Regions from separate parts of the Homo sapiens genome. Here regions 1 and 2 are each linked to region 3. Evidence: chromatin contacts called from ENCODE Hi-C or POLR2A ChIA-PET data. All regions are on one chromosome and are shown on one strand. The core of a region is the stretch at or near the end of the contact, and the rest is flanking DNA. Distances in the headings are between cores, read along the strand shown.

Region 1 (4,114 bases), core at 1,027-3,526, 490 kb after region 3:
AATGGGCCAGGAGAGGCAGCTCCCGACTCCCGTGTGGGCTGCATTCATCAGCAGGCCGGCACCCCAGCCCTGTCACTGTGTGAGGAGCTTTCATGAGTCCACTGAACATGTAAGTCACAGTCTGGCAGCTGGCTGCATCTGTGGTTGCTGCTCAGCCTCCAGAAAAGGGCCCCTCAACCTGCCAGACCTCCTCGCTCCTTCCACTCACTCTGCCAGCCTGTTGCCCCAGAGAGGACACAGGCCAGCCTCTGTGGGCTCAGGAGCCAGGGCAGGTGCTTGGCCACTCTAGGTGTTCTGGCCCTCAAGAGGGGAGTTGGCAGCAGGACAGTCCCCACCTCCCCCCACCAGCCCTGGGCACTCAACCCCATTCTCTGCTCCTCTCCCTCATTGCCTTATTGGGACAGAGGCACCCCGCCAACCATCTCTGTGCCTTTGCCATTTAGCCCAGGGCAAGCTACTCGGGAGAGGCCAAATGGCCTCATACTGACCCCTGCCTGGTCCCCTCTGGCCACCTCGCTCACTTGCCCGCTTGCCTGCTCAGGAGTTGGTGCTGTGGGAGCTTCTCAAAGGCCTAAACATGTGGGCTGCCAGCCTGGGCAGGAAACCGTGCTGCAGCCTTCTCAGCCAAGCACTGGCCTGCCTCTCTCCCCTCGGATGCCTCCTGTAACAGGGAGCTCCCTCTCTCCCCAGGCAGCCTGCTCAGGGCTCGCACGCAGAGCTGCTTTGCTGAGCCCTCCCCTGCCTTTTGCATCTGCCTCCTCGGCTGTGCAGCAGCCCCCTTGCCCCCTCTGCCCTCCGATCTCTGCAGGCTGTGGGCTCCCTCTCTTTTCAGTCCTCTCCTTTCTGTGCTGAATGGCAATACCCCCACCAATGGTGGGAACAGGATTGGGCGCCTCTACACCTGTCCTAACACCTCTGTCTCTGTTCTTTTAGACCTGGGACAGAGCCCTTTGCCCTGCTGTTCTGCTAAAAGCCCAGGGGAGGGCGTGGTGCTCCCCTCCTGGGGCCAGCTGCTCCATGTCTATCTGTTGAGCGGCTTCTCAGCCCTCTTGGGTTTTCTATGGCCCCTTTTCCAGTTGCTAGGGAGAACGCTCTGTATGCAGCCCCCTGCCTTTTCTGCAGGAGCTGCTGGCCTCCCGGCCAGCCCTGGTCAGCCCTGCAGTAGCAGCAGCAGCAGCAGCAGCAGCAGTAGGCAGCCACAGCAGGGCTGGGGGCTCCCGAGCCAGGCAGACCGGCTTGACTCCCTGCTCTCTAGCTGCAAGACAATTCCCTTTACTTTTCAGACTCGGCTTTTCCCCTGTGAAATGGAGATGAGAGTTTCTCCGTCACTGGCGTGAAGTGAGGACTAAATGAGATAAGTGTAGGCTTGCACACATCAGACACTTCATAAATGCTTGTGGAGTAGACGGTGGGACCCAGGGAGGGAGAGAGAGGTATGTAACAAGTGTCGCAAGAGAGAAAACAGCCTGGCCTTTCAAGACCCTGCTCCCAATACAAACGGGAACCTCTCCTGGCAGAGTCCCCTCTGCTGGCTTAATCGCACAAATCAAGTCAGCCGGAGGCAGCCCCCGGCCTGTGGAACTCACAGTAGATGCAGCAGGCAGCATAAATGACATGCAGAGCCCACATCTGCATTTAATAGACCGAGAATTTGCATTGTATATAACAGCACGAGGGGTAAAGCATGAAGGCATAAAGGAACAGTTTTTCCCGGCGGCTTCCTTGAAGGGCCAGCTTAGACAGGGGTCTGGGGAGGAGAAACTCAGCGGGGTCCGGGCATCCCATAGACTATGGGACAGACATCCATCCATGCACTCATTCTCCAAGCCACCACAGTGTACCTACCTTCCCCGGGCCCAGTCCCAAGCGTGAGGCTGGGGATGAAGTGATGCCGGTGGCTTAGTGATGCCGGTGGCTTCCTGTCCTCGAAGCTCAGTCGGTCTGGTGGGGGAAACAAACAGGGAATAAGACACTGGAAATTGAGGTGATCAAGAGGGGGTGCAGGCATGGAGATTTATGGAGCCCCGTCTTGGAGCCAAGTCCCGAACTGGGCTGTCTGCAAAGAACTCACCCGGGCAATAACCCTGCACACTGGTCTCATGAGCCCCATTAGATTGATGAGGAAACTGAGGCACAGAAAGGCAAAGTCCTATACTCACCGTCTCTCAGCTGGTGTGAGGCTGGGCCAGGATGGAACCCCAGACTCTCCGAGGCTCCCCACCACACCCTGCTGCTGAAGGCTGCTCAGCGAGGCTGTGCCGAGTGCTGGGGGGGTGTGGGTGGGCAGGGGACGGATTGATTAGTTATAAGCACCTCCCAGCGGTGCTTGAGATCCCAGCTCCTCTGTGGCCCAATCCGTTTGAAGGGCAGATTCAAAATTAGGTGGTAGCACCTATGGGCAGAGGCTTATGAAAATGGCATTATTAACCTGATGTGGAGAGGGCCCTGCCTGTCTGCAAGTAGATTGCAGATAGAGACGGAGGGGGCTGGGCTTGTTTGTGTGGACAGTGAGTTAGAGAGGACAGAGAACATCCAGGGGCCCTCCAGGGCTTCCGGACGGGGAGAACCAGATCTGGAGGGGCTGGACAAGTGGGAGGGGGAAGAGGGGTACGTCTTAAGGGTGCCCCGGCACCTCAGGGAAATGCCCCAGGCTGGACTTGGAGGAGGATCTCCAGCCTTGACTCTGACACAGACAGGGACTATGGCCCTCCCCGCACCTCGGTTTCCCATCTGTGAGATAAGAGATGGAAACCAAACGTCATTTCGAGAAAAGCCCCCATTCCCACCACCCTCCTGGCCCCCCCCTTCCCCCACCACCCCAATCACGTTTGCCAGACACCTGTCTGCTTGTCAGAGCAATATTCAACAGGAGAGTTCCTTCGCTTCCTCCCTGGAGGGAGAAGGGAGAGGTGTGGACGGGGAGAGGGGAGGGGAGAGGTGCCCCCCACTCAGAGAGGCCGCTGAGCAGAGTTCTGCATCGGGTAGGAGTTGGGCCACCGAAGATTTGTGCCAACTCACGGTGCGGTGGAATCAGACAGTCTGAATTCTTCAGACACCAGCCAAGAGTCTGTGGCGCCCCCACGTGCCACAAGGGGGCTGCCTGGGCCACATTTCTGAGCCCGAAAAGTGAGGAGGGGGACAGTCAAGAGGGACCGGCGCTTTTGCTCTGGCAGCGGCGCTTTTAACTGCGACAGATGCGTGCGGTGCGGCGGGGGAGCCGGCCGTGCCGGGGCTGGGGGCTGCTGGGCGGGGGTGGTCGGGGCGGGGGGCGGGGGCTGCAGGTTGCGCCCCTCCCTCACAGACGGCTGCGCTGCAATGCAGCAGGCTGCGGGAGCTGTCCCGGGAGCTGTCCTGTCCGGTGGCCGGCTTTCCAAAGTGGGGAACGAGAGATGAGGGAGGGAGCACTTCCAGGCGCTGCGTGGTGGCCAGGCGCCCAGGAAGCCGAGGGGCCCGAGACTCTGCAGCGGGGCCAGAAAGAGAAGAGTGGGGGAGGAGGCCGGGAGTGGTGCATGGACCAGGGGGTAGAGGGAGGTGGGTGTGGACCTGGGGTCGGGCGCCAGTCAGCTTGCAGCCTATGAAGGACGGAAAGGAGGGCTACAGAGATAGGGGAAGAGTGGGGCTGAGGATAGCCAGAGCGGCTTGGCACACAGTTTTAGGGTAAAAGCATCAACTCTTATCTTTCCAAAAGAAATAAAAAAGCCAAAAAAAAAAAAAAAGGCATTTGAAAGCTAGACAGCTGAATCCTTCCCAGCATGACTGAGCCGGTCACTCCAGGGTCTTCCTTCAAAGCGTGTCTAATGGGAGACAGCGTTGTCCCAGTAACCAAATTGGGACCAGAGTCCCAGGGAAGGGCTCATCAGGTGGCCGCTCTGCCTTGAAGAGTGGTACCCTCAGGCCCTTTTCCAGCCAGGGGTCAGGGAGAGAGCTGGAGGGCTCGGGGAGGCAGGGACTGGGAGGGAGAGTGGGGAGAGGAGCGCTGGGGGCTGCAGGAGGGTCTCTGGGCAGCTGGCGGGTGTCTCGTTCCGCAACACTCTGCACCCTGGTACATCGTCCTCCGTCCACTCAACGTGGAATGATTCTCTTCCCTCTGGATCCAGCCCCTCTAGTTCCCTTT
Region 2 (4,107 bases), core at 521-3,020, 410 kb after region 3:
CTGCCGGCGTCTGATTGGCCGTGGGGGCCTGACGACAGGGGCTCCTGGTTGCTGATTGGCCCCGGCCAGCTCTGGCTGTTTCCTAGCTATTAATACTGTGGCTAATAAACGTTCTCCTGTTGACGCGGGTGCTCGGAGCCATGATTTTTTGAAGCGTTCTTGACGTCTGTGGCTGGTGCGGGCGTTTCTGCTGTGCAAGGCCTGCTTCCGGGGCTCTAGTCCCTGGGGCTCCTGGCAAGCTCCACAGGCTGTAAAGGGGGTGTTTTCTTTCTCCTTCGTGTTACCTGACATATTAAAGCAGCGCCCCATGAGGACCCCAACGTCCCACGTCTCTATCTCCCCAACAGTGCGCCTGTTTATGAAAAAACGAGCCCCCCACACGCCGTCCCAAGGCTCGGCGCCTCTAGTGACCTGACGGTCAATGTTCACCTCCCTAGTCATTAGCTGTGGACGTAGAAATAGCCTTTCTCCCTTCTTTTCAGCCCTGGAATCTCCCGTCTGCTTTACAGTCACCTTGTGGGATCGTTGGGCATGGGGGGCTCCCTCTGACGCCGCTTAAACCCCCCAAAGAAGTGCGGGGGAGCGATTCTGACTTGATGCCCTCGGCGGGGCCTCTCTGCTGTCCTCTTTGGGGCCCCTTGCTCATCCTCACCTGCTTTCTGTCACCGAGCACTCCATCCTTGTCCTCCTGGCTGCCACCCACCTGTCACCCTAAGATAGATCCTCGGTCCCTTTCAACAGCATTTTGACCTTTGCGAGAGGACATTTGATTGACGGCCCTGCACGCTCTGCCACTCAGAGCCGGGCAGAGCTGCCGAGGGCTCCCACCTGTTAGGGATTAACTCCCATGTGCCAGCTCCGGAGCCGAGGCCGCGGCAGGGCTCGGCGCAACATGTGTCGCTGCCTGTTTTTCGGGGCGCTGGGGCTCTTTCAAAGGGCATGTGTGTGGGGATCACCCCAACTTTGAGGGGTAGCTCAGGCATCTCCACATGGGACACAGTCCGCCCTCTAAAAGTACTTTCCTTAGAGGGCACGGCTCCTGTCTGGATTCTTATTACAACCCTGGTGTGTGTGGTGGGGGGTACCCCTGGTTAAGGTGGAGGAAGCGGACCCAGTGGAAGAGGAAGGGGCATAGCGGGTTCCGCGAACATGAGTTGTAAGCGGCAGAGCCCGGGACTCCACAGCCAGGGTTTTCTGACTCGGAGACGCGGAGCTCTGTCTCCCATGTCAAAGAGAACCAGTCAGAAACGCACGGGTGGGCTGGGAGGGGGTGACAGCCTCTGGCTTACATCTGGGAACCAGTTATGTCGCCCGGGCATTTTATTTTCCTGAACAATAAGAGAAAGCATGATTTTCTTTCGCTAAGCCCGCATCCTCCGATGGATGTTCCGAAACCGCCAGGTGTGGGATCTGCGCCCCGACAGCCCCACCTTGGCCATCGGCCGCCTGAGGACGGCCAGCCATCGGGGCGATTCCCCCCACACATTGTGCCTGAATTCACCCTGCCTGGCGAGCCGGGCTCACGCAGGGAAAAAGCACCCGCGACCACAGGGTGTTGGTCATGGCGGCCAGGGGCACTGCGGCAGAATTTTTTCCTCCCTTCTTTGCTGCAATCTGGGTGCGGCTAGAGCAATTTGTCATAGAATCTGGGGGGCTCATTTTTCCGGCCAATCACTTTTAGAGAAATGAGCGCATTGCAGCAGAATGCGCTGACGTCAGAGACCACCCCTTCTGCGCCTCCATATAAACCCCACCCAGCCAGCCCCTAGCGCAGACGGCGGAGAGCAGAGAGGGAGCGCGCCTTGGCTCGCTGGCCTTGGCGGCGGCTCCTCAGGAGAGCTGGGGCGCCCACGAGAGGATCCCTCACCCGGTGAGTGGTTGGCCATCCTTGCCGCAAAGGATGTGCAAAAGGAAGACGGCATCCGCTTCTGGGATGGGCTCTGTCCTCCTGGACATGCCGAGAGCCTGCCTGATCCTGGGTCCTGCTGCTGGAGGCGGCCACTTCGCCTGGTCCCCGAGCGTCCGCAACAAAATTTGTCAGAAAGAAAATCTTGAGGCACATTTCCCTGGGGGGAAGTCAGGGCTCCTCTCTGGAGGGTCCAGTCCTTAAGGGTGGGCTGGGTGGTAGGGACTTCAGTTCAGAGGAGCGGGAGGAATCAGATGGAACTCCTCTTGGATTCGGGTATACGGCAGTCACTGGGGGGCGAACCCCGGATTTCCTGTATTAGAAGCCGCCTCTAGAATCGCGTTAATAGTGGGAGATATGGCGGCGATGCCTTCTGCGTGCCCCATGAATTAGGGGGGGAAGCACCCGAATAGAAGGGTCTCCCGGGCATATTTGCCTCGCCAGCTGTTGGCCAGGTTTTTGGTGGATCGTGGGCGGGAGGAGTGGAGGTTCCTCTTCGCGAGGTTTTCCGAATCCAAATACACAGGTTTAGTGCAGTGTGGACCCCAGGCAAAATGTGGAGTAAAATTTCTACCCGATATCATCTGGTTCTGCCCTGATCAGCCACTTTCACAGTGGAGAGAGATGGCGCCCAAGTGCAAACCTGCCAGTAGCCCCCTAGGATCAGTCCTTGCCGAAGGGGGGTCGTGGGATTGGGGGCACTGGGAGAATAGATGCAGGGGGTGGGTTGGGGAGGAGAGAAGGCCGTGTCCTTGGGTCTGGGAAGAGGGAGGAGAGAAATGCAGAAAAGGGGGTGTGTTGCTGGGGTCTGGACGCTGGGAGCTGGGGATGGGGTGCCGCGGGGGTCTTCAGAGCGTTGCGTGGTGGTCGCTCGAAAATCCTGACATGTTGCAGTCTTGGACTTTTGGTCAAATCGCCTTTTGCCATTTCCTTTGTCAGAGTCAAGCCCCCCCAGGCCGCCCCCTCCCACCCTGGGCCGGCGGGCCTGGTGGGGGCGCAGGCGGGTGGCTACGTGGCAGGTTTCTGGAAGGTTTCCTGGCTGGCCGCGAGAGGGCGCTGGCGGCACTGCGGAATTTTGGGGGGCGGGGTGGGGAGGGGAGGTGGCCTTTGTTCTCCTGATGGAGGGGGTCGGGCGCGGGATCTACTGGAGGATCCTGGATTCGTTTACCCAAGAGGGAACAGTTTTGAGACCCCCCGGATTCACTGCGGAGTGGCCGCAGAGGCCGGGGTCGGCCTTTGCGCCGTGGCTTCGGGTGTTGTGGAGGCGCACAGAGGCACGTTAGTTGATTTCCAGTGGTTTTTGGTTTCGGGGGTCTTAGGAAGGTGTGGCTCATTTGAGCAGGATGGAGAGAGAGGCTGTGACAAGGTCAGTGAGGGGCCATCGTGCGGGGGCTAGAAATTGTTGTTGTGGCGAAGGAGGGAGGCACGACTTTGGAGGCGTGATGTTGATGCCTGGGGGCGAAGGCGGGGAGCGGCGTGGTGGCCCCCTTTGCGTTACTTTCCAGCGATGTCACAGGTTCTGTCTCTCGTTCCGAGACCACCCACATGCGTGACAGCGGTGCCTGGAGGACTGGGTCTTTCTGACTTTAGTGAACGTGTGTTTAATTGGATTGACGAAGGTGGGAGTCGGGATTTCTGCTTTTCCCTGTAGCAGGCGGAGCGGCGCTCCAGAGGGGCCTGGCGCAGGTCCGCTGGGTGGCCCACCTTCCTCTGGGGCTGGGGCCCGGTGGCTGGGGGCGCAGGAGGCGCCTGGTGCGGGCGGGAGGCGCTGCGCCGCAGCCACAGGTGGGCTCTGGCTGGTGGTGGCTGGAGAGGCGTCCAGGGGGCGTAGCGACCTGGCGCGGTGGCCTGGGGTGGGCTGTGGAGCCCTTCCTAGCCTGAGACCTGTTGGGCACCCCCTGTCCATCCAGGCCCGCCGGGCGCGGGCCGGGGCGCCGCAGGTGGCTGCTGCACTCCTGGGTTACGGGTGCGGGCCGCGCGCCCCCTAGCGGTGTGTGCCAGCCCCGCTACCTTGGGTTTTGAGTTGCGCACACGCACACAGCTAACACTTGTGACCTGTCAGTCAAATCATCCTTACCCCCTCCCACTCCTCTCCTCCACCTCCCATTTCTCCTCTCCCTCCACCCTTTCTCATTTCCTCGTCCCTCCTCCCCCTCCTATTTTTCTTCTCCCTCCTCCCTCTTTCCTCTTCCCTCCTCCCT
Region 3 (3,901 bases), core at 55-2,554:
ATTCCTTGATGTAAAAACTTTGCTGTTTGCCCTCATACTACAATACAGGTTGCAGCCCAAACAGTACGGGATGCAAACCAACCCATGTCACCGGCCCATTCACCCTGCCCCGATTTCTGTTCCTATCACAAACTGCCTGCTGTGTGCCTTGAATTCTTTCCAGCTCTTTCCCAAACATGACACACCCTTTTAGGCCTTTTCCCTTTCCTTCCTTCTTTTCAGGCAAAGTCTTCCTTATCCCCCTGGACTTGGCTCAAGGGTCCCCTTCTCTCTGTACCCATTCCTTGAGGTTGCCTTTCTCCCTTGTCTCCAGACTGCATAAATGGCAGTGTGGCCTGTGTTGCTGTAGCACCATGTGCACCTGGGCTGTGCCCCGGCAGTGTTCTGTCTTTGGGCTCACTGGGGAGGGAGCACTGGACCATCGTCCCCAGATGCCCAGGGAGAAGCTTGGTGCTCGTTACTGACTGTAGGGTACTTTTCTGTAGCAGGCACTTGGGGCTCACTTATGGGACCCAGTAACTTCACAGTCATGAGGTACTTGATTTGAACTGAGGAGAAAATGTGTCAATACCTTTCCCAGGGAGAGTCACCCTCACAAACCTTGGTCTGGAAGGCCCATCTTAGCCCAGGGGTGAGATCTTGCGTGGATGATTCAGAAGTCACAGTATTCCTGAAAACTAGTGACTCAACAGAATTATATGGCTTTGGGAGAAAGAGTCCCTCCAGGGGCAATCCAACTACCACAGGCCAGGGGCCAAGCTTTGGTGAGCCGAGCCTGGGCCCTGCCCCTCCCTTCTCTATGGGCCTAGGGTTGCTGTGCTGTGTGTGGCATGGCCAGAGTCCTCCGCTCATCTCCTCACCATCTGTTACTTGTGCGTGTCTCCTGTGCCAGGCCTGGTGCTGACACTAGCTCAGGGAGAGAGGCAGCCGTACCTGGAGGAGCTGCTTAGTAGGACACTTGGCACATGCCACATGCTTTGCAGACTTCTCAGTCTCCCAGCCACTCAGGGATTTGTGGGACTGAGTATCTCAGATCCAAGGTGGTCAGGCGAGGGTGCAGGGAGATGGAGCCATGTGTGGGGCCAGGCTCTTTCCCATGACCTAGGTGCCCCTTCCAACCCCCACCATCCTGTTAAGACCCTGAGCAGCCAGGCTGGTTGCTCCAGCCACTCTTCCCTGGTGGCTCCCCTTTCCAGTTCTGAGGCTACTGCGAGTCACCTTCCTCCTCCAGGGAGGGAGAGAGCTGCCTGAGCATTACCTCTGCTTGCGGATGGGGGTGCTAGAGACCGAGCCTTTTCCTTGTTGTCTCTGCCAGTGAGGCTCTGGAGAGTGAGTCAGGAATACAGCTGCACAAATCGCCCTTACTTTGATACTGTGTGATTGGTCTGCAAGACAGACACAGGGCTGACATCGCATTTTCTGCCTGACTTCTTCCTGGCTGCAGTGACCCTGAGCTGTTCCTAGCCTTCCATCGTTTCTGTTGTGGACAGGCGTGTCATGCTGCCCCTGTTCCTCCTGCCCTGGCCTGGCTACTTAGGCTCTTGTGCATGTGCTCATAGGTTCTCATGAAGGTTGTTCTTAGTTTGCTTATGTCTTTTTTTTTTTTTTGAGACGGAGGCTCGCTCTGTCGCCCAGGCTGGAGTGCAGTGGCACCATCTCAGCTCACTGTAACCTCTGCCTCCTGGGTTCAAGCAATTCTCTTGCTTCAGCCTCCTGAGTAGCTGGGATTACAGGCACCAACCACCACGCCTGGCTAATTTTTGTACTTTTAGTAGAGATGTGGTTTCACCATGTTGATCAGACTGGTTTCGAACTCCTGACCTCGTGATCCACACCCCCCACTCAGCCTCCCAAAGTGCTGGGATAACAGGCATGAGCCACTGTGCCCTGCCTTCTTACGTCTTATATCCACACTGCCTGTGATTTTGTACATGATACACACAATGTCACCTAGCACTGGCCTTTCTGACTTTCATGCAACTATTGAAAGTGAAAAATTTGGCCGGGCACCGTGGCTCATGCCTGTAATCCCAGCACTTTGGGAGGCCGAGGTGGGCGGATCACGAGGTCAAGAGATGGAGACCATCCTGGCCAACACGGTGAAACCCCTTCTCTACTAAAAATACAAAAATTAGCTGGGCGTGGTGGTGCACACCTGTACAAGTCCCAGCTACTTTTGGGAGGCTGAGGCAGGAGAATTGCTTGAACCCGGGAGGTAGAGGTTGCAGTGAGCCAAGATTGTGCCACTGCACTCTAGCCTGGCGACTGAGCGAGACTCCGTCTCAAAAAAAAAAAAAAGGTGAAAAATTTGCACAACAGCACAGTAGTGCAGCCTGCCAGTCTCAGCCACAACGGTCAGGGTCTATGCTAAGGTGAGTTTATGGGACATCCCTGGGAGTTTGGGGTGGCGGTGGCGGGGGGGGGTCCTACTCACGCCACACCTACTCCGGGAGGGACCTGGCATTGGACTCAGGTTGCCAGGCAGGGGTGTGGAGTGGTCCCTACACCCACAATTCCTGTGACTCCCATTGTCTCACCTGAGACCCTGGCCTTGAAATGATGGGCTCTAAGTAAGTTCTATTTCTAGGCCGGGCGTGGTGGCTCACGCCTGTAATCCTAGCACTTTGGGAGTCCAAGGTGGGCGATCACCTGATGTCAGGAGTTTGAGACCAGTCTGGCGAACATGGGGAAACCCCATCTCTACTAAAAATACAAAAAAAATTAGCTAGGTGTGGTGGTGCACACCTGTAATCACAGCTACTTGGGAGGCTGAGGCAGGACAATTGCTTGAACTCTGGAGGCGGAGATTGCAGTGAGCCGAGATCACGCCACTGCACTCCAGCCTGGGCGACAGAACAAGACTCCATCACAAAAAAAAAAAAAAAAAAAATTTATTTCCCGTCTCCACAGGGGTCTCTCTGCGGCTTCCTGGGGCCTCGCTCCTTCCGCCTACCTCTTTCTTCCTTCTCCTGCTGTCTACCCTGTGATGTGATAGCTTTCTCGGGGAGTGTTCAGATGAACAGTGTTTAGAATTGTTGAATGCTCTGTTGGAAAACAGAAAAGGCTATTTCATGAGCAGATGATGACCTTATTAACTATAATTAGGCAATTCACAGAGGCTTCCAATATAGTCCAGCATCTTTTCTTGTTGAGATGGGGGGAAAATTCTATGGTAATGTCTTTGGAGATGTAATAGTCTTTATCACATTACTAGTTTAAATTATTCTAGAAGTTTTGGCAGCCTGGTGTTTTCATTTAGAAAGCCGAGGTATAGTTTTACAGTTAGCCACATTAATATAATAATTATAATTTTGAGCAAGTAATTTCAGACACTGACATCAAGAGTTGTTTTTATAGCAGAGAAAGATCACAGGTAGGAAGGTGGAACCTCGCGTCTAATCTATCTAATCTGTCACAAATAGGATGATGTTGTGAACACAGGCAGTTCATGCCCCTGGCCCATGCTTTATATTATGGGACAGAGATGCAAATGCTTAGAAACTCCCCCTGTATTAAATCCCCAGAGAACACGCACATTTGAAATTAATGGGAAATTGTCTTTTCTAAAGAATTTGGTATGCAGGGGCACATGATGTGGAATTTCCCCTGGGTTCTTTGTATCAGGTTGCCCCATTGCCTTGGGCTTGTGTGAGAGTGGACCTGGGAGTGAACGGGTGCTCGCAGGGCCCACCTGGTGGTCAGTCTGTAACTGTGGCTATGAGCAGCCTCCCACCCTGTAGGCCCCTCACAAGGCCTAGTTGCCTGGATCTCCAGGGGCATCTGGAAGCCTGGAAGCTACTGTCTCCTGGGCAAGGAGGCCTTCACTGCCTCCACAGCCCCCATCTGCACATGGGCCGCAGGCCCTGGCAACCCCTTCCCCCACTTCCCTCCACTGGCTTGG

What was found. Hi-C counts contacts between places; a loop is a spot of excess contacts on that map. ChIA-PET counts read pairs that join two places held with the same protein, here RNA polymerase II (POLR2A). Pooled maps may share reads with other maps.
Region 1: a loop to region 3 is called in a map of HCT116, with 4 times the contacts of the local background. The contact joins the promoter of RTL1 here to the enhancer-like site in region 3. A Hi-C loop is called at or near these places in 3 of 168 maps with a recorded cell type or tissue (HCT116, HepG2 and dorsolateral prefrontal cortex) and 5 of 50 pooled maps. POLR2A ChIA-PET finds 5 or more read pairs at or near these places in 1 of 52 experiments (SK-N-SH).
Region 2: a map of IMR-90 shows a loop between it and region 3 (17-fold over the local background). The contact joins the promoter of MEG3 here to the enhancer-like site in region 3. A Hi-C loop is called at or near these places in 2 of 168 maps with a recorded cell type or tissue (both IMR-90) and 2 of 50 pooled maps. POLR2A ChIA-PET finds 5 or more read pairs at or near these places in 1 of 52 experiments (endothelial cell of umbilical vein).

The regions. Positions count from the first base shown.
Region 1 is chr14:100,901,446-100,905,559 of GRCh38, forward strand. RTL1 (retrotransposon Gag like 1) reads right to left here and starts at 2,277. Exons shown (of 4, transcript NM_001134888.3): 1 at 2,160-2,277; 2 at 1,846-1,941. The region is part of intron 5 of MEG8 (maternally expressed 8, small nucleolar RNA host gene); the gene reads left to right.
Region 2 is chr14:100,824,348-100,828,454 of GRCh38, forward strand. It overlaps MEG3 (maternally expressed 3), which reads left to right and starts at 1,771. Exons shown (of 10, transcript NR_190993.1): 1 at 1,771-1,870. RefSeq lists an enhancer at 1-71.
Region 3 is chr14:100,416,352-100,420,252 of GRCh38, forward strand. All of the region lies in intron 2 of WDR25 (WD repeat domain 25), which reads left to right. Among named protein-coding and RNA genes, the nearest start is that of WDR25, 42 kb to the left of the region's middle. RefSeq lists enhancers at 3,279-3,780, 3,781-3,901. Within about 2 kb of position 1,305, at least 5 of the 41 ENCODE cell types and tissues checked have a DNase peak (open chromatin) inside an H3K27ac peak, as active enhancers do; they include HCT116, where a contact is called at or near this core.